Regions from separate parts of the Mus musculus genome. Here region 1 is linked to region 2. Evidence: chromatin loops called from intact Hi-C (ENCODE). Cell type or tissue: heart. All regions are shown on one strand. Each heading gives the region's core, and the rest is flanking DNA. Links, peaks and the distances in the headings are about the cores only. Region 1 overlaps Clasrp (CLK4-associating serine/arginine rich protein). Region 2 holds the start of Klc3 (kinesin light chain 3).

Region 1 (9,166 bases), core at 809-8,808, 180 kb before region 2:
GACGTAGGGGTAACACTTGAGACAGTGTATGTCTGTAGCTCAGGTAGGCTTTTAATTTGTAATCCTCCTGCCTTAGTTCTGAAGTAGCTGGGATAGATAGGCCTGGCTGGCAGGATGCCTCAGCTAGAGCAGAGTTAAGCACCCCTGGCCACACCTGGGAGGACACAGGTCCCTGTCCCTTAGGGTGTGGCCCAGGGACTTGACCCAGAGGCCAAGTGACCACTAGGTCTACTTAAAGTAGGGAGGCATGGTGGGCCTTGGCTTCTTGGTGACCTCTGACCTGTCCATCCCTGCAGAAGAAAGACCCCGCTCAGTTCCTGCAGGTGCATGGCCGAGCCTGCAAGGTTCACCTGGATTCTGCAGTTGCCCTGGCTGCTGAGAGCCCTGTGAACATGTAAGATTGGGGGAGGGGGCAGCATAGTGTCTGAAGGGGCTTGGGGGTACTCTAGAGACTGCAGTAGAAGCTTGGATAAGGACAGTCTTGTATAGTCAGGCCAGGAAGACTGTGCATGTGCGGTTGACTCGCAGAGAAGTTATGTAGGTGCTCACAGTAGAGGAGTTAGGACTGACCGAAGCTCACAGGTAGCAGAGGGCAGGTTGCCAGATGGGCCTGGTTCAGGGTGACTGTGCCTCCTTTAGTGGCCTCATCAGCCTGGTTTACGATCCTTGCTGTTGCTCGGCTCTGAGAAGTGAGGTCCTAGCTTGTGGACTGGCAGATGGGTGACTTATTGAGCCCTGGACCCCAGGTGTAGATTTGGGTGAATGACAGAGGAGCTTGAAGTGGTAGGGACTGGGTGCTTGGACTCTGAGCCCTGCCTCTCTGACTATGTCCTTCCCATCTCAGGATGCCCTGGCAGGGGGACACCAACAACATGATTGACCGCTTTGATGTTCGTGCACATCTAGACCACATCCCTGACTACACCCCCCCACTGCTCACCACCATGTACGTGTCCTGCAAGGTTGGGATGACCCAGCATACCCTTAACCCTGAGTCTTGCCCACTCCCTCCCTTAGGCAGAAGCCTAACCACCACCACCACCACCACCACCCCTTTTTCTGATTCCTGGGGCTTTAGTTCTCACTTCTCTCTCTCTCTCTTTTTTTTTTTTTTTTTTTTTTTTTTGGTTGGTTGGTTTTTCGATCTGTGTTGCCCTGGCTGACCTGGAATTCACTTTGTAGACCAGGCTGGCCACGAACTCAGAAATCCGCCTGCCTCTGCCTCCCCAGTGCTGGGATTAAAGATGTGCGCCACCACGCCCGGCTCTCACCTTCTCTTTAACCCCACTCCTTCCCAAAGCTCCCCGGAACAGGAGTCAGACGAGCGGAAATGTAACTACGAGCGGTACAGAGGCCTGGTGCAGAACGACTTCGCCGGCAGTGAGTGGCGGGTCGGGGTGTGGGGCATGGGGGCCTGAGGCTGGACCACCTAGACAAGGCTCACCCAGGTACTTGTTGCCGGTCGCCCTTGGTTCTGTTCTAGTCTGTGTACCCTCTTTCCCTTTTGGGTCTTCGTTCATGAGACTGGCACAGGGTCTCTGTGGGGTTAGAGACTTGGAGGTCTCTGCCCAAGCCACCTCCCATCCCTTCCTTCTGAATCCTGTCTAGAGCCCTTTTCCTAAGAAAGAGGGAGGAGGGCACCCACTGCATAGGTGACAGTCCTAGGAAGACTTTCCTTGTTGTGAGCAGAGCCCCTGGGCATGCCAAGCCTGGCCTTCCCCAGGAGGGCAGAGGCTCTCAGACAGGCTTCTCTGTCAGGTCATCAGGGTACACCTGCATGTGGCTGGGATGTGGGGGAGCACTTGGATATATAAGGCTCTGGGTACTGGCTAGGGAACTGGCTCAGTACTTTTTCATGGAGCACCTGCTGTGAAAGCCTGACAAGCTGAGTTTGCTCAGGAGAACCCACTCCTGAATTGTGCCCTCACCTCTACACACATGTTTGCTACATGTACACATGACCTGCATGAGCTGATGAAGACTCTGGGTCAGTGCCTAGCATGGAGACAAAACAGATGACGAATCTACTCTGCTCTGTCTTATTTCCTTGTGACCCTGCATGGCTTCCTGCAGGGAGAGGACTCAGTAGTTCTCTCTCTCTCCTGGGTTTTGTGCAGCTGGGGGTGGACCCTGGCCACACACACAGATGCTAGGAAAGTGCTCACCTACTGAGCTGCACCATCAGACCTGGGGATACTGTTCTTACTGTTTATATGTTTGAGACCCAGCCTTACTCTATAGCCTGAGCTGTCCTGAAGCTCATGATCTCCTGCCCCACCCTCTCCAGCGCTGCGGTTGATCCCCAGGCAAGAACCATCTTCCCTGCCTCGCCTAAGCATGGGGGCTCCCTGGTGGGCGCCCTTGGCCAGGGTCATCCACACACACCCCTTTCCTGGCAGGTCTCATTTTCCTCCCTGTGCAGTGTTAAGTGGGTCCATGGGTCTGAAAGCCTTGCTTCAGGCTGACATAGGTGACCCTCCATGTTGGCTTCCTAGTCCCAGACTTATGTATTTCTAAGATGCAGTTTAAAATCAGAGGTTGCCACATCCTCGCAGGCAGTGCAGCCTAGAGATAAGAAGTTTGTCATTTGTCACCATAGTGCTATCATTTTTGCTGTCAGTCCAGGCCATATGGTTCCTTGCAGCTGGTGGCCGGGCTTCCCTTAGTCCTTCGTTCCCTCCTACAGCAGTGTGTCCTGTGCTGCTCTGGGGACGGGACCTCAGGGAGAGCCGCTGCATAATCTCTGCATGAGCAGTCTGAGAGCAAACCTAGGTGGTTGCGAGTGTTCCTGAAGGGAAGTAAGACAGAGCAGGGTAGGTATAGATTCCAGCCCCCGAGATAGGTGCACAGAGGTCCTGGACTACAGGCATTGAAGACAGGCCAGAGAGCTGTGGGAGACGGTGGCAGGGCCCTCTCCTAGGATGTGGAGACTAGGTAGGAGTCAGGTGTTTGTCACAGCAAGGCGGGGCCATGCTTTGTTACCTGGCACAGACCACTGATGCCACAGACAGAAAAGCTGAAGCATTCAAGCTGCTACAGAGGCCCAGCTCTAACCAGAGCTGCTCCAGAGGCTGAGGCAGGGAGAGAGATCTCAAGTCCAGGGCTTCCCTGGGACAGCCCAAACAACTTTACGAAACCCTGTCTCAAAAAGAGGGCTGGGGATATAGTTCCATGGTAGAGGACTTGTTTGGCTTAGGTTTAATCTTCTGCTCCTTACCTGTTCCCCTTACAAAGAAAGGGGAGCTTAGCTGAAGCCTGCAGAGGGAAGGAGAGGACTCACATGAGCCTGGCAGCAGGGCTGAGGGGAGACTATGGCTGCCTTAGTACCCTGGGGAGTTCCTGAAGTGGGTGCTTGGGGTGTAGGGATACAGGGTAATCAGACACTCCGGTAATAGAAGGTAACCCACAGGACCACTGGACGCTAGATGATAGTCAACACTTAGAGGCATACTTATGGTTCTGGAGGCCAGGGAGACTCTGTGACAGTGGTAGGGGCCCCTAGGTCCAAAGTACTCACTCTGTTAGGGATCCCATTTTACAGAAGAGGGAACTGAGACACAGGGGTCAAAAGTTACTTGAGCCAGGTTACAGTTGAGTGGATCACCTGGCTGGTGTTATATACTGTGGTCACTTGGGTCCTAGACAGAAGAATAATTTGAAATAGGTGACTCTACCTTGGCTGTCCATCCCCCCCCCCCTCCCCCCCCGCCATGTCTTCGTGTCCCACTCCATCTACATGTGCCTGGCTGGGCTGACCTGTGCCTCTCCTTGCCAGTCTCTGAGGAACAGTGCTTGTATCAGATCTACATTGATGAGCTGTACGGAGGCCTGCAGAGACCCAGCGAGGATGAGAAGAAGAAGTGAGTCAAGGGTCTGGTCTGATGGGGTGGGGACTAGCCTTTCCATCCCATCAGGTCAGTAAGCACTCAATGGGTGCGGCCTCTGTATATGTGGAGAGGAAGCGGCAGCCACAGTTCTGCCCAAGCTTGTTGCTTCTAACTTGCAGAAGGGGGTGGGGGGGTGAGTCCTGTGGGGAAGGCTGAGGAAAGGCAGCCCCTTGGATTCAGCCTTAAGTCAGGAGCTTCGAGGACCATGAGTGATAGGGAGTCATGCACTTCTGGTGCCAGCACGCAGTGAGCTTGCAGCCCACAGCACTGCAGGCCTGGAGGCATCAGTGTTAAAGCTAGCCTGGCTGGGTGTTGTTGTCAGATCCCTGCTCACATCTGGGAGCAACCACTTACAGGATCTGCTTGTTGATACTCAGCCTTGGCTCCAGGATAAGGGTGCTGGGATGAGGCAAGATATATTGACAGTTGAAGTCCGCAGTGGCCTCTCAATGTGGCCCCTGAAAGCAGAGCTGAGGTACACTTTGTTCAAGATGACTCTGGGATCTGCACTCATGGGACTTAAGGCAGGCAGGCTTGTATCCTGACAGGTGAACAAGGAGGACTTCTTGGAAGAGGAGGCCCTGTACCAGGACAGGAATGGGAAGGACCAGGCCATAGTGGGGTGGGCTAGAGTGGACCAGCTTAGGTGGATATGTGTAACCACTGTGGGGCTCACCTGTGGCCCTGCTCCTGCCGGGTACCCCCTGGCTCATGGCTCTCTTCCCAGGCTGGCAGAGAAGAAGGCTTCCATCGGCTACACCTATGAAGATAGTACTGTGGCCGAGGTAGAGAAGGTGGCTGAGAAGCCAGAGGAGGAAGAGTCACCAGCAGAGGAGGAGAGCAACTCGGATGAAGATGAGGTCATCCCCGACATCGGTGGGGTTCCCTCTCTGCCCTCCCCACCTGCAGTCCCCGGGCATCGGTTCTGTGTCTCGTCCCTCACCCTGTGGGGTACCCGTGCTTACAAGGCCTCCCCCACCCTACCCCAGCTCCAGGGCCTCAGTCTCCTGTTACTTCCAGCCTTCCCTGTCCCTTGTCTTGCCTGTCCCCTATCCCATGTGCTCTCCCTCCCCATTTCTGGGCACTGTTCTAGAAGATTCTTCCACCTAGGAGCTAGCCCTTCCTCTTCTACGTAGGCTGGCCTTGCTTTGCTCTGGGAAAGCAACTTTCCCCATTCCTAGAGCTGCCCCCCATCCTTCAGCTTCTATCGCTCATACCCCATGGTTACCTCCTTCTCCTGTGGATGTGCCTGGCCAGAAGACTGTCACTGCCCCGTCTCTATCCTACTCTTCCTGGTGCACATGCAGACTTAGCCCCAGCCAGAGCCAAAGTTCATGTGTGTCCTTCCTGCCCTTCCTCTGTGTGCCGCTCTCTGCCCACCCCACCTCCATCTATTTCCACCTCCCATCTTGTCTTTCGTGCACTCCATCCACAGACTCGTCCACCCACCCTACTGGTCCCCTGCTGTGCTGTGTGCTGTGCTGGCCAAGCCTCAGCTTGGTCCTCAGAGCTGTGCTAGCACAGCAACATTCTCCCTGAAGGTGCTCTATCTGGCAGACTTGCCCCGACTTGGGGTGCTCCTCCCCCCTCTCCTGGGGCTTGGGTCCCTGACAGCCTTTTTCTTGTGCAGACGTGGAGGTGGATGTGGATGAGCTGAACCAGGAGCAGGTGGCTGATCTCAATAAGCAGGCCACAACCTACGGCATGGCTGATGGAGACTTTGTCAGGTGAGAGTGCTGGCTGGCATGCCAGATTTTGGCTATGCCCTGGCTTCTGTATCACATGCCTGCTACCAGCATCTGTTCTCAGCCTGTGAGCTATGAATTTGTAGCCCCACTTTCTGCAGAAACAGATCTTGTCCTACAGCGTGACCTGGAAGCTACTAGTTCTTTGGGGACAGCACCCTCTAGTGGTCATCCCTATGCATGTTCATATGACAGTGAGCAAGCCTCTGCCACTGCCTGTACTTGGTCATGCCACACCAAGCACTCTCTTTACATCAGTGGCACCGACAGACCAGAAACCATTTTTGTGTGGCACTGGGGATGAATCCCCAGGTCCCTGCCCTGGCCTATTAGAACCCTCTAGCTCAGAGGTTCTTCCTGACCCCGTGACCCTTTAATACAGTTCATCATGTTGTAGTGACCCCAAGCATAACAGTATTTTCACTGCTGCTTCCTAACTAATCTTTGTGGTGCTCTGATGTAATGTAAATGTTTTGGAGATAGAGATTTGCCAAAGGTGACAGGACCACAGGCTGAGGGCCGCTGCTCCAGTGCTTTTGCCCTTAAAGGATTAAAGGTGCTTGTTGCTGCCCCCACTACTCAGCCCAAAGCAGAGAGCCTGGAGCTGTGCTGATGGCTGGCCAGCCCCAGCCATCCTCCTGCCTCTGCCTTTCACAGTTACAGGCATGGAGTAGCCACACACAGTTTTTAAAGTGTTCTTGTGGGGTTCTCCTTTCTGTTTTGTTCTGAGTTTTATGTGTATGGGTGTTGTGCCTATATATAGTTTTGTGCATCATGTGCAGGCCAGCAGAGGGCGCTGGATCCCCTAGAGCTGAAGTTAAAGGCAGTTGTGAGCTATCAGATGTGGGCGATTAGAAATGAACTCAAGTTCTCTGGAAGAACAGTAGGTGTTCTTGACCTCTGAGCCATCTCTCCAGCCCCGAGTGCCAACTGTGAGGGTGCCTCACAACCAGTTCCAGGGCATTCACCAGGCACACATGTGACAGACACATGCACAGGCAGAGCACACAGAAATCAGGTCTAAAACCAGCTCTTTTAGGTGCTCAATAAAATCTATTAAACACAGAAGGGAAATTAAGTGTAATAGCGCATACCTATGATTCTGCAGTCTTGAGGCTGAGGCAAGGTTATGAGTTCAAAGCTAGGCCCAACAGAACAAGACCCCATCAAAGGGAAGAACAGAAAAGGAAAGGGTAGGGTAATGCCTGCCTGCACATCCCGTGGCTACAAGGATTTCACCGTGAGTTAAAGACCAGCTAGCCTACAGCAGAGCCCTGGTTCAGGGAGAAAGGAATCATGGAGTAACATCAGGTCCCTGCTGTCTTTGCTGCCTTTACCAGGGCTCTGCCCACTCTGTGACCTATGCCCTTCATGCCCATCCTAACTTCCTCTGCAGGATGCTACGGAAAGATAAGGAGGAGGCAGAGGCCATCAAACATGCCAAAGCCCTGGAGGAGGAGAAAGCCATGTACTCGGTGAGGTCTGGTAGGGCTCGGGGGTAAAAGTGGATCCAGTGAGGGCACACCTCACCGTCCTGGTGCTTCCTCCCCATCCAGGGCCGTCGTTCCCGGCGACAGCGAAGAGAGTTCCGGGAGAAGCGGCTGAGAGGCCGCAAGATCAGCCCTCCCAGGTAGGATATCTCCTCTGCACAGCCAGGGGCTGGAGAGTGGAGCCCAGCCTTGGCAGTGGGGCGACAGTTACAGAGCTAGGAGTAGCTGGAGGCATGGGAATGCTTCCCGGGCCACCTGCCCCCCACCTCTCAGTCAACCTGCTGGGCCCAACACAGCCCACCTGCACTGGTCAGTGTCATCTCTACAGGGTCTAGATAAGAGGCTCCTTTCTTCTGGCTAGTTTCCTCCATTGTAAAGTGGAGAGAGGCTACTTCCCACAATGAAGTCTTGAGAGGATTGGGAGAGCAGTTGCATATGAGTAGAGAAGAATCTGGGCCTGGGAGCCCTGGGCAAATGTCTGAGGAAGGTTTGGGTGTGACAGTGTAAGGTTAGCAGCAGGCCACAGGCCCCTCCACACAGGGCACTGCCACCAGAGGACGTTACTTACCCTCACAGGGACCGCTCCTCCCCTATGAAGAGTGTGAATCCTCAGACTCAGATACTGCACTGAGTTAGTTGGACATACTGTTGTTTTCTCGCCAGCACTGATGTCACCATGCTGGGTACTGGTCACCATGGCTTCCAGTGTAGCACTGGCAGCACCAGGGCTGTAATAAGGAGACCAATGTGGGATCCCCACAATGACATGGGGTGTACAATCTGCAGCACTGGGGCTCAGAGTGGAATAGTTGACACTAGCCAGCCTGGTCTCAGCTCTCCTGCCCTTCCCTGTTCTCTCCATAGTTATGCCCGCCGAGACAGCCCCACCTATGACCCCTATAAGCGGTAAGTGTCAGTGCTCTGGAAGAAGTCACTCCTGTTTGGGTCACTCCTGTTACAGATGGCATCCTGTGGTCTATGGATAGGGGTTGGGTCTATATCAGTTTTGTTTTTCCAAATTTTTTTTTTAATTTAGAATCTCTTTAGGACATAAAGGGGCATAGAGATTGGGTGTGTTTAACACACGACTCCCAGAATTAGTGAGAAACTCCCCTCACTCTCTGCTAAGGCCAGGGAGTGGGGCCTTTTGTGTTGGCCTGCTTTTCCCTAAAGGGAGTCCCACTAGGCTCAGTGTTTCATGGGCTGGAATTAGCTGAGGACCTCCTCTCCAGGTTAAGCAGGAAGACCTCACTGTGTTTTGCTACCGTTCTAGGGCTGAAACCCAAGGTCTCTTGCATCGGCAAAGCCTTCTTTGCACTACACCGTCTTTCATTTTACTAGCACAGAAAGCCAGCTACTTTTGTTTTGTTTTGTTGTTGTTTATTGAGACATGGACTCTTGGTACTCTCTATGTAGACTAGGCTGGCCTCTACCCCTACTACCCCCTGCCCATTTTCTTTTGTGAAAAATTATATTTATCAGTCTGGGTGGGGTTGGTGCACATGTGCCACAGAGCTGAAGGTAAAAGGACAGCTTAGTTCTCTTTCTACCCTACTGTGTGGATTCTGAGATTGACCTCGGGTTGTCAGGCTTGCAGGCAAGAGCCTTCCCACCTGCAGAACCATCGCACCAGCCAGAAACTTAGTAATTTTTTCTTTTTTCTGGAGACAAGTTCTCTCTATGTAGCTCTTGTCCTCGCTTTTGATGTATACCAGGCTGGCTTTGAACTCACACATCCCACTAGGGCCCTGGTGCAGCTGGGGCTCTGAGTGCTGCCTCCCTTTTGCTCATCCTTCGCTGCAGGTCACCTTCAGAATCTAGTTCCGAGTCCCGCTCCCGCTCTCGCTCCCCGAGCCCAGGCCGCGAGGAAAAAATCACTTTCATCACCAGTTTTGGAGGCAGCGACGAGGAGGCAGCTGCTGCAGCTGCTGCAGCCGCCGCATCCGGGGCTGCCCCAGGGAAGCCCCCTGCGCCTCCCCAAACGGGTGGCCCCGCTCCAGGCCGTAATGCCAGCACCCGGTCGGTAACGCTCACGCCCGCCCTA
Region 2 (9,166 bases), core at 310-8,309:
GTGAGCATTAGCAGCTGGGAGAACCATTTTGTTTGTGTTTTTGAAATAGGGCCTTACTCTGTAGACAGGGCTAGCCTGAAACCCTATGTAGTCCAGGCTGGCCTCAGACATGTAACAATCCCTCTGCCTCAGTCTCCCGAGTAGGATTACTTGCCTGACTTTAGTTATTTAATTGTTTTTGGTTTTTTGAGACAGGGTCTAACTATGCCACCCAGTCTGGCTTTGCACTCATGGCAATCCCCCTGCCTCAGCCTTCCAAGGGTCAAGGTATGTGTCATTTTTTGCAGTTGGAGGTTCAGAACCATGCATGCCAGGCAAGCACTGTTCTTGGGAGCCGTGACTCTAGCCTACAGCACCTGGGGGGAAATTTCCAGTGAAAGCCTAGGATCCCCAGGCCCAGGAAGGATACAGGAGACGGGGGTGGGGGTGGGGCTGTAGTCGCCCATCTACAGGAAAGGCAATAACTGTAGCTGAAAGGTTAGAACCCGGTTTGGTTTCTCCCAGAAGCCCAGTGCAGGCTGCTCCACCATGGCAGAATTGACAGGAAAAGCTACAGAAGCAGAAAAACCATTCTTGGGAAAACAAACCTGCGGCTGAGGGAAGTGGCCGCCCTCAGCCTGCCCCTCACCCTGGATCCACCAGGGACAGGGTTATTTTTAGAGCGAGCTTCTCCTCCATGGTGTACAGAGCCTAAGACCCAGGCACCGGGGTGGGGGTGAGGCTCAGGCAGCAGGTGTTGGGGGGGGGGGGCAGCCACATGTCTGGGTTAATTATAACCAGGCATCTCGGGTGTCCCCAGGCCTTGCCTCCTTACATGGGCAGCCTAGACCCGTAGTGGCTGCTCTCATCCCTAGGGAGAGGTGGGCTAGGTGGCCCCCAAGCTGTGGAAGGCAGACCAGAGCAGGACACAATATGACAGGAGCCTTTTGCACCTCAGCTGTGACCAAGGACCTCAGAGTCCGAGGAGGGGATTCATGGAAGTGAGATGCACTGTGGAAGTTTCCTCTTCTGCCTGGGAGGTGCCAGGATTGCCCCTGGGGGGAGACCAGCTTCTCCAGTATTGCCCCCGGCTCCCTCTGTTGATTCTGGAGTAGCCAGTATGGCTTCACTCCATCTTCCCCCATTTCTGCCCAGGCTGGTGAGGGGAGCCTGCTCTAGGGGGCGGAGAAGGGAAGAAGTGTTTAAGGTGTTCCTGGGGTCCAGCCTCTGTCCTGGCACCCGTGTTCCTTGTCAGCATGGTCAGATGAGCAAAGGCCTCCTCTGGGCCTTTTACTTTTAGCCCAAGACACTAAAAGGAATGGGTTTCTGCCACACCACCTCCAGTAAGATCTGTGTGACAAGTTCCACAGACTGAGGCCATTGACCTCAAAACGTGGAGGCCTCCTGGAGATGGTTGTGGAACTCTTCGCCGGAGAGAAAAAATATTGAGCCGTAGTTCTCATGGCAATCTCTCTGTTTTGTTTTCTCTTATTCCTTTTCTTATTTACATGTTCCTGGTAGCCTAGGCCAAGATCTTAAGCGAGAATAATGGGTGAGATGGGCCTAGAGATGGGCCACTAACATGACTTTATCCCCAAGGAAACCAACACTTTGCTTTTTTTGGGGGGTGGGGGGTTCGAGACAGGGTTTCTCTGTGTAGCCCTGGCTGTCCTGGAACTCACTCTGTAGACCAGGCTGGCCTCAAACTCAGAAATCCTCCTGCCCCTGCCTCCCGAGTGCAGGGATTAAAGGCGTGTGCCACCACGCCCGGCTAACACTTTGCTTTTTAAATCATTTACAAAACTATTATGATAGGTACAAATTTTCCCAACAATAAAATTTCATATGGCTACGCGTGTGTCATTGGAGGTGAATTTTGGTATATGGTAAAGAAAGCCTTAATTAGGAAGAATTAAAATAGTTTTAAATTACATAGTGAAGATTTATAAAAAAAAATTAGGCACTAGATGCTAAATAATAATTGACCATGGGGCTGGAGAGTTAGTTCAGTGGTTAAGATTTACTAACCTGCTCCTGGAAATCTGCCACTAGCCTTGGACGACAGCCCCCACTGGATACATCCTTTTAGAATTGTTATATTTTGGTGATTTATATTAATAATGATGTTACCTGTTCTGTTTGTGATTCACTGAATACATGGTTTCAGAGTTGTAATGCTTGGATGATTTTTGTGCTTTACTCTGCCCAATGGTTTTGGTTGGTATCTGTGATTGTTTCATTGGATATAGTTTCTAAGAGATGTAATGTTTGGTTTTTTTTTTTTTTTTTTTTTATGTATAAAATCCCCTGCTTGAGAGCTGCAAAATACACTCAGATTCAAACTGCCTCTGTGTTTGTTTCTGTTTGTCACCGCCGAACCCTTACCCACCTAGCTTCGAGGACGCTCATTCCAGGGACCTCCATACCTGACTGGGTGGTCCGTGGCAGGTTTCAAGAGTTCGAGGTCGACCTGGTCTACAGAGGGAGTTTCAAGACAGTTAGGACTACACAGAGGAGCCCTGTCTTGAAAAACAAACAAACAAACAAACAAACAAACAAACAAAAAACCATTTTTAAAAATTGAACCCTTACCTGGGAAACAGAGGGTACATGGTGCCTTCCTCCTCTGAGAGAGCACTGTGACATCTGAGGTGGACAGAGCCAGCTGTGCAAGGAGGGAGCAGAGAGAAGAGCGAGGCCCTGAGGAAGGAATGCTGAGGGGAGACTGGAATAACCCAAGGAGCGCAGGAAAAAGATGCCATTGGGCAAGGAGTTCATGGGAGCCACTGAGGGTCAGAGGCAGAGAGAGGCAGGCCCCGGCCATGTCATAGGCTTGCCAGGGAGCACACGCCACCCTCTGAGAACCCCTCTTGGGTCATTCAACTTTGTTTTTCCAGATGGGTTTATCTGTAGCCCTGGCTGTTCTGGAACTCTCTCTATAGACCAGGATGGCCTTGAACTCACAGAGATCCTCTTGGCTCTGCCTCCTGGAATGCTGGAATTAAAGGCCCCAGTCACCATGCCTGGCCCTGACCTTTTTTTTTTTTTTTTCATTACAAAGATTACATCTATTTATTTATTTACTTCCAGGGATAGGACACCGAGGAAATCAGAGGACAATTAGTGGTAATCCGTTCTCTCCCTCCACTCTGTGGACCCCCGAGGGATTAAAGTCATTTTGTCTGTCAGGTTTGGCTACAAGCTCCTTTACCCACTGGGCCATCTTGACAGCCCTTGGCTCTAAGTCCCTAGTCTTTTGGAGATGCCAAACATGTAGGGAACCCATCATTTCAGAATGGTTTGCAGTCATGGGCTAATCATGTGACCTGGGATGAGCCAGTCAAAGGCAGGCTCTGCCTGAAAGAAGATACAGCTACAAGAAGGCTAGTATGGGTGCTGATGTTAAGTACTGCTCTGAGTGCTTACACTGTAACTCAGTCAACACTCTCAACAGTAAAGCTCAGAAAGGCTAAGCTACCAGACCAAGGGCAAACAGCTAGGAGAGGCAGAGCTGCCAGCCAGAAGGGGTGCAGGGCAGCTCAGAGGGTGGCTTCCAGGCAAAGCTGAACTTTGTCCCCAGTTCCTTTCCAGGTCATCATGTGCTATCTGTGTCCACCATACCTCTGTGTCACTCCCCACTGTCCTCTCCTGGGGGCTGAAGGCTAGGGAGGGTGGAACTAGGCTCACTCAGGAGCCCAGAGTCTTGAGAAGGTTGGGGGTCAAGGCCTCAAGGCTCTGCCAAGTAGAACTCTGGGATGCAAATGGCCTCTTTTGTATTATTCAGAGTATCACTATGTAGCCCAGGCTGTCCCAGGCCTCACACCTGAGCCCTTCCTGCCTTGGTTTATGGAGCAATGCCACACCATAGGCAGGATCCTCCATGCAGTATTTTGCTTATTGGCTGTTTTGAGGGCTTCCTATCAGGTAGCCCAGGCTATCTTGGAGCTCCTAGACAATCGTCCTAGCTCAGCCTCCCAGGTGCTGGGATTACAGGCATTTGCAACGTTCTTATCTGAGGTCTCCACAAATAACTTCATCTCTCAGAGCATCATTCCTCATCTTCACATGGGCCTGGTGTAGGAGTCTATGGGTATGACTGTATGGCTTAAGGGTTCTTCCATTCCTAGGCTGTGTGACCTCAAAGAAACCACTAACCTCTCTGGGCTCCATAGTCCCCATCCATACAATGGAGCTAATTAATGCACATGGTGGGAGCATGAATGGAAGTCATTTGCATGGAGGATTTGGTTCAGGCCCTGTTACCCTGTTACTGGGCACCCCGAAACCCAGCCCTGCTTTGGGGTGTACAGTGTGCTGGAACAACGGCTGCCTTCCTAGAGGTTTGCTCCTAATCTGTTTCTCCTGTCACATGAGGAAGAAGACGGCAGGTTAAGTATGAACCTATGGGGCCAAAGAGATGGGGGTTGGGGACTCTCCAGCGTATCTGGTTCTCACCGGCGCCTGCGGAGCCATTCTCCTTCTGCAGGACACAGGCCACAGCGGAGGAAGTGCTTAGTAAGGCCACTCCTTCCACCAGATGGCCGCAGGACTTGAACTCAAGTTTTCAGGCTTGGCAGCGAGAGCCTTTAGATGCTGAGCCGTCTCACCCACCCAAAAACCTTTGGAGGAACTGCGGACAACGATCTCCGGAAGTAGGTTCCCTGAATCTGGTTCTGTACAGAAGGAACCGGAGGACAGCACACAGCCAGCAAATGACAGAGCTGGGATCTGCACCTGACCAGCCCCTGTCTGCTTCATGATGAACGTGCAGCAGATCTGTTGTTAGTGTCCTAAGACCAGAGCGGTGGCACAGAACTTAGCTGCCCTCTCCATTCCTCTTTATTCTAGAAATAACTAGAACCGTTACAACACGATTTATGTCTAGGCTTCAACTCATACTCAGGTTCCAGGACGCTGCCATGCACTCACAGTTCAATTTGGCGGGCACCTGTCTCTAGTGTGGCGACCTGGAGTGTGCAGGGATGACGACACCCGAGGCCACGAGGCTGCGAGCCTGGGGCTGGGAAGGGGGGCGGGGGTGGTGTCACAGAAGTGGCCACTGAGAGCTTCCTGGAGGAGGACATCTAGGCTCTGGAGGGCGAGCACACCGAGGCGGCTCCGTGGACCCGCAGTGCCATCTGGTGGCGGTTTCGTGCACTGCAGGGACCTTTCATAACTTCTAGAATTTGCTTCGTTCATCCTGTAAATACTTTTTGCGCATCTGCATCATGCCACTCTACAGTCTTGACCTTGAAGACGACCAGAGAGACACAGGGCACGCGTTGTAGAATATTAAAGACCCAGGAGCCTACATTAAGAGATTCTTAGATACTGCAGCATGGGAGCTATTCAGGAGGCTGAGGCAGGACTGTAAGTTTGAGCCCAGCTGAGCTTTATAGGGAGACTCTATCCCCCCTCAATAAAATAAAGGTAACTAGGGTACAGTGGCTGTATTTTCAGAATTAAGTGAGACCCTGCCTCAGAAAAGGAGGGCAGAGAGAATTAATAAAATCAACACACACACACACATCTATATCTATATCTATAAATATATATATGGCAGGGAGAGCTAAATAGTAGATGCTTTTTCCTTGTATTCACAGGGCTCTGGGTACCACTCCCAGCAGTGCACACACTACTGTTAGCTCATGTTAATCAATTCAGGTCTTCCAGAAGACCCAAGTTCAATTCCCAGCACCCACATGGTGGCTCACAATTGTCTGTAACTCCAGTTCCAGAGGATCTGATGCCCTCACCCAGATCTACAGGCAGAACACCAATGCACAGTAATATAAATCTTTAAAATAAAGAAAACCCCTCTTACTTATGTGTCCGTATGTATACACAAATGCACGTGTGTGGGTGCCCACGTTCCATCCATGCATGTGAATCCATCCAGGCTCTCCTTGACCAACTCCGGAATAATTCCCAGGAGTCAGTTTTCATGGTTCTTGGAGATGAAACTCAGGCTGTCAAGCTTGGCAGCTAGCGCCCTTACCATCTTCTCAGCCAGGAATAGTTGTGCAAGGTCTTCAGGTTGTAATTATTAAAACAATATTTTTTGGAGATTTTTATCTTTATTTTATGTGTGTCTGTGGAGGCCCTGGAAGAAAGTGCTGGATCTCCCTGGAACTGGAATTACAGATGATTTTGAGCCGACATGTGGGTTCTGGAAATCGAACCTGGGTCCTCTGCAAAAGCAGCCAGCACTCTTACCTGATGAGCCATCTGTTTATTCCATATTTGTGTATGTATGACTGGACACATGTAGAAGTCAGAAAACAACATGTGGGAGTCCGTCTCTGTCCACCCTGAAGGTCTCAGGGATCGAACTCAGCTCCTCAGGATTGGCAGCATGCACCCTTACTGTCTGAGCCTTCTCGAAGGCCCCCAGATAAAGTTTTCAGAAGTTCTCGGAACGCAGGTTTCACCGAATGCTGCGGCAGAGGGCGTGGCCTGGGCGCCTGCGGGGGCGTGCGTTGCCTCCATCGGCCCCGCCCCGCCTCTAGACCACAGGTTTCTCAATGTGTGCTGGCGGAGGGCGCGGCCTGCGCACCTGCGGGGGCGTGGCTTTGCCCTGCCCCACCTCCCTCAGGAGCCTCCGGGAAGGCGGCGGCCGCGCAGCGGGAGCAGCCCGGTCTCCGCGCAGCGAGGCGGCTCGGGCGGGCGGCCGTCAGGTGGGCACGGGGGACGGCGGCGGCTGCTTCGGGATTCCCGAGGGGGCCGCAGGGATGGAGGGAGGGAGCCAGGGACCTGGTGGCCGGGATGAGCCTCGGGGTCCCCGCGGAGCCCCGCCCGGCCCCTAGCGGAGTAGAAAAACAGCTGCGGGCGGGGCGGGGCCTTGTGACGCGAAGTCCGGTGCAGGGTCTCCGCGGCCGCGGGGAGGGGCTGGCCGGCTGTCGGAGGGTCCCCCGCTGCAGCCTGAGGGTGCAAGACATGCATGGTAAGGGAGCCTGCGCGAGGTGTGCAAAGAGAGGGAGAGTAAGGCAGGGCGCACTGTGGAAACTGAGGCGGGAGGAGCGGAGTTGGAGGCGAGCGAGCCTGGGCTTCGTACTCAAGGGAGAGAGACAGAAGGAGGGCGGATGTGGGTACAGATGCCAAAGGGAGGGAGAAAAAGAAAAGGAACGTGGGCCAGCAAGGAGAGTAAAGGTGTTGATGCCAAACTGTCTATTTCTCAAGTTTGATCCACAGGATCCGAAAGGTGGGAGGAGAGAAAGGACTCCTCCCTTAAGTTGCAAGTTGTTCTCTTGGCAATCCATGTGCCTCTGCACACACAATAAGTACATAAAGGGAAAAAAGTTGACTAGGGACCAGGCATCATGATGCACACCTATAATCCCAGCACTCGGGAGGCAGAGACAGGCGGATCTCTGAAGACAGCCAGGGCTACACAGAGAAATTCTGTGTCAATGTATACATATTCATACATATGTATATATATTAGAGAAAATCTGTATCAACATATATATACACATACATATGTATATATAAAATTATATATATTTTAAAAGTAAGAAAGAGTCACATTGTGGGTAAGAGTGTAAAAGAAATGAGCTACCATGTTACTCAGTGATGGGGACAGAGTGAATGTGGATGATCTTGTCTGTCTCCTGTGTGTGTGTGTGTGTGTGTGTTACATGCGGACTGTGCATAGCACTGAGCATGTGTGACTGAGATACTGGGTCAACTGTATACTTGTGGTTGATTCACACAGATGGCCATGTGTGGCAGGGAATGGGGTTGGATCTAGGTGTTGCGTGGCAGTGGGGGTGGAGTGTGTGGAATTGTGTCAGTGATATGTGACTGTCACTGACTAACTGTTGGCTGTGTGTGGGTATGTGGGTGACTGTGTCTGCAAGCTGAGGTTTACTTAGGTGTGTGTGTGTGTATACGTGCACACACGTGAGTGTGGGGCAAGCCTGCTGTGGACTAGTGAAGCTCTCTTGGGGCTCCTGTGAGTGCCGGGGACAGCTCGAGTGGCAGATGGCTGCGGCTGAGCTGTGGGAAGCTGCATATGGAGCATGGCCCCTTGGGTCTGAGATTGTGCGGTGGGGAGGGCGGTGGTGATCCTGGCCACACTGGGGCAGAGTCAGGATGGCTCACCCTGAGCTTGTGTGAGACTGACTACTTACAGGGTGTGTGAGGTTGAGCCTACCCAGGTTCTACACGCGCTCACCGGTGATCTTACTCACGTGCCTCGTATATGGTATGGTATTTTGGTTTTGTTTGTAGAGATGAAGTGACCTGAACACCTGATCCTCCCATTTCTGTATTGGGATTACAGGTGTGAGACTCCACATCTGGGGAGAAGTTGAAATGTTATTTCTTTCTTCAAAGATTTATTATATGTAAATAAACTGTAGCTGTCTTCAGACACTCCAGAAAAGGGTATTAGATCTCATTCCAGGTGGTTGTGAGCCACTATGTGGTTGCTGGGAATTGAACTCAGGACCTCTGGAAGGGCAGTCAGTGCTCTTAACTGCTGAGCCATCTCTCCAGCCCCAAAATGTTTTTTCCCATTCCTGCTCGATCCGGTCCTGCTCCTGAAATTTTATTTTATTTTATTTTATTTTATTTTATTTTATTTTTAGACAGAGTTCACTCTGTAGATCAGGCTGGCCTTGGACTCATGGAACTCCTCCTGCCTCTGCCTCCTGAATGCTGGGCTTAAAGGTGTGGGCCACTATGCCCCTCCAGAGGTTGAGTCATAACCTGGCGGTACCCAATAAGACCATCTGAGTTAAGATTTTGACTTTAAAGCCTTTGAAAATGATACTCACAAAGTAGAAACTGTATATCTGAGTTTGAGGTTGGGTCTCTTTCTGGGCTAGACTGCTGAAGGAGCACCTCACATGCCTCCACATGTTACGCTGAGACTTAGAAAATGCTACTTCAGGCAGCCCCAAGATCACCAAAGGAAGTGGGGTGGGGTGGGGTGGGCACTGAACTCACTGTGTAATGGAGGATTATCTCTTTAAAAATTACATGTATTAAACCCAGCAGAAGTGGCGCACTCAGGAGGAAGAGGCAGGCAGATCTCTGAGTTTGAGGCTAGCCTGATCTACAGAGTGAGTTCCAGGACAGCCAGGGCTACACAGAGAAACCCTGTGTTGGAAACCAAACAAACAATAAACAAGTCCCCAAACAGTGCTGTCTGCCTGTAACCAGCACTTGAGGTAGCACAGGA

Evidence for each region. A loop is a pair of places that touch in the nucleus more often than their neighbours do. Peaks named below come from ENCODE experiments on the same cell type or tissue, not always from the same donor. Only the 100,000 strongest peaks of a DNase experiment are listed, where the experiment ranks them.
Region 1: a loop joins it to region 2, with 2.0 times the contacts of the local background. A loop is called at or near these places in 2 of 42 quality-filtered maps.

The regions. Positions count from the first base shown.
Region 1 is chr7:19,586,687-19,595,852 of GRCm38, reverse strand. It overlaps Clasrp (CLK4-associating serine/arginine rich protein), which reads left to right. Exons shown (of 21, transcript NM_016680.5): 3 at 297-394; 4 at 845-946; 5 at 1,301-1,380; 6 at 3,776-3,860; 7 at 4,615-4,763; 8 at 5,518-5,614; 9 at 7,029-7,107; 10 at 7,189-7,262; 11 at 7,987-8,028; 12 at 8,926-9,141. Among named protein-coding and RNA genes, the nearest start is that of Clasrp, 13 kb to the left of the region's middle. In heart, for the core only: CTCF peaks have their summits at 5,797 (motif pointing left) and 6,432 (motif pointing right); a DNase peak (open chromatin) is centred at 5,691.
Region 2 is chr7:19,401,511-19,410,676 of GRCm38, reverse strand. It overlaps Klc3 (kinesin light chain 3), which reads left to right and starts at 6,573. Exons shown (of 13, transcript NM_001286039.1): 1 at 6,573-6,656. It overlaps Gm38954 (a long non-coding RNA gene), which reads right to left and starts at 4,988. Exons shown (of 3, transcript XR_881873.2): 1 at 4,909-4,988; 2 at 2,572-2,644; 3 at 2,368-2,454. In heart, for the core only: a CTCF peak has its summit at 5,124 (motif pointing left); DNase peaks (open chromatin) are centred at 666, 5,026 and 6,596; H3K4me3 peaks cover 2,619 bases; H3K27ac peaks cover 2,510 bases; H3K27me3 peaks cover 3,707 bases.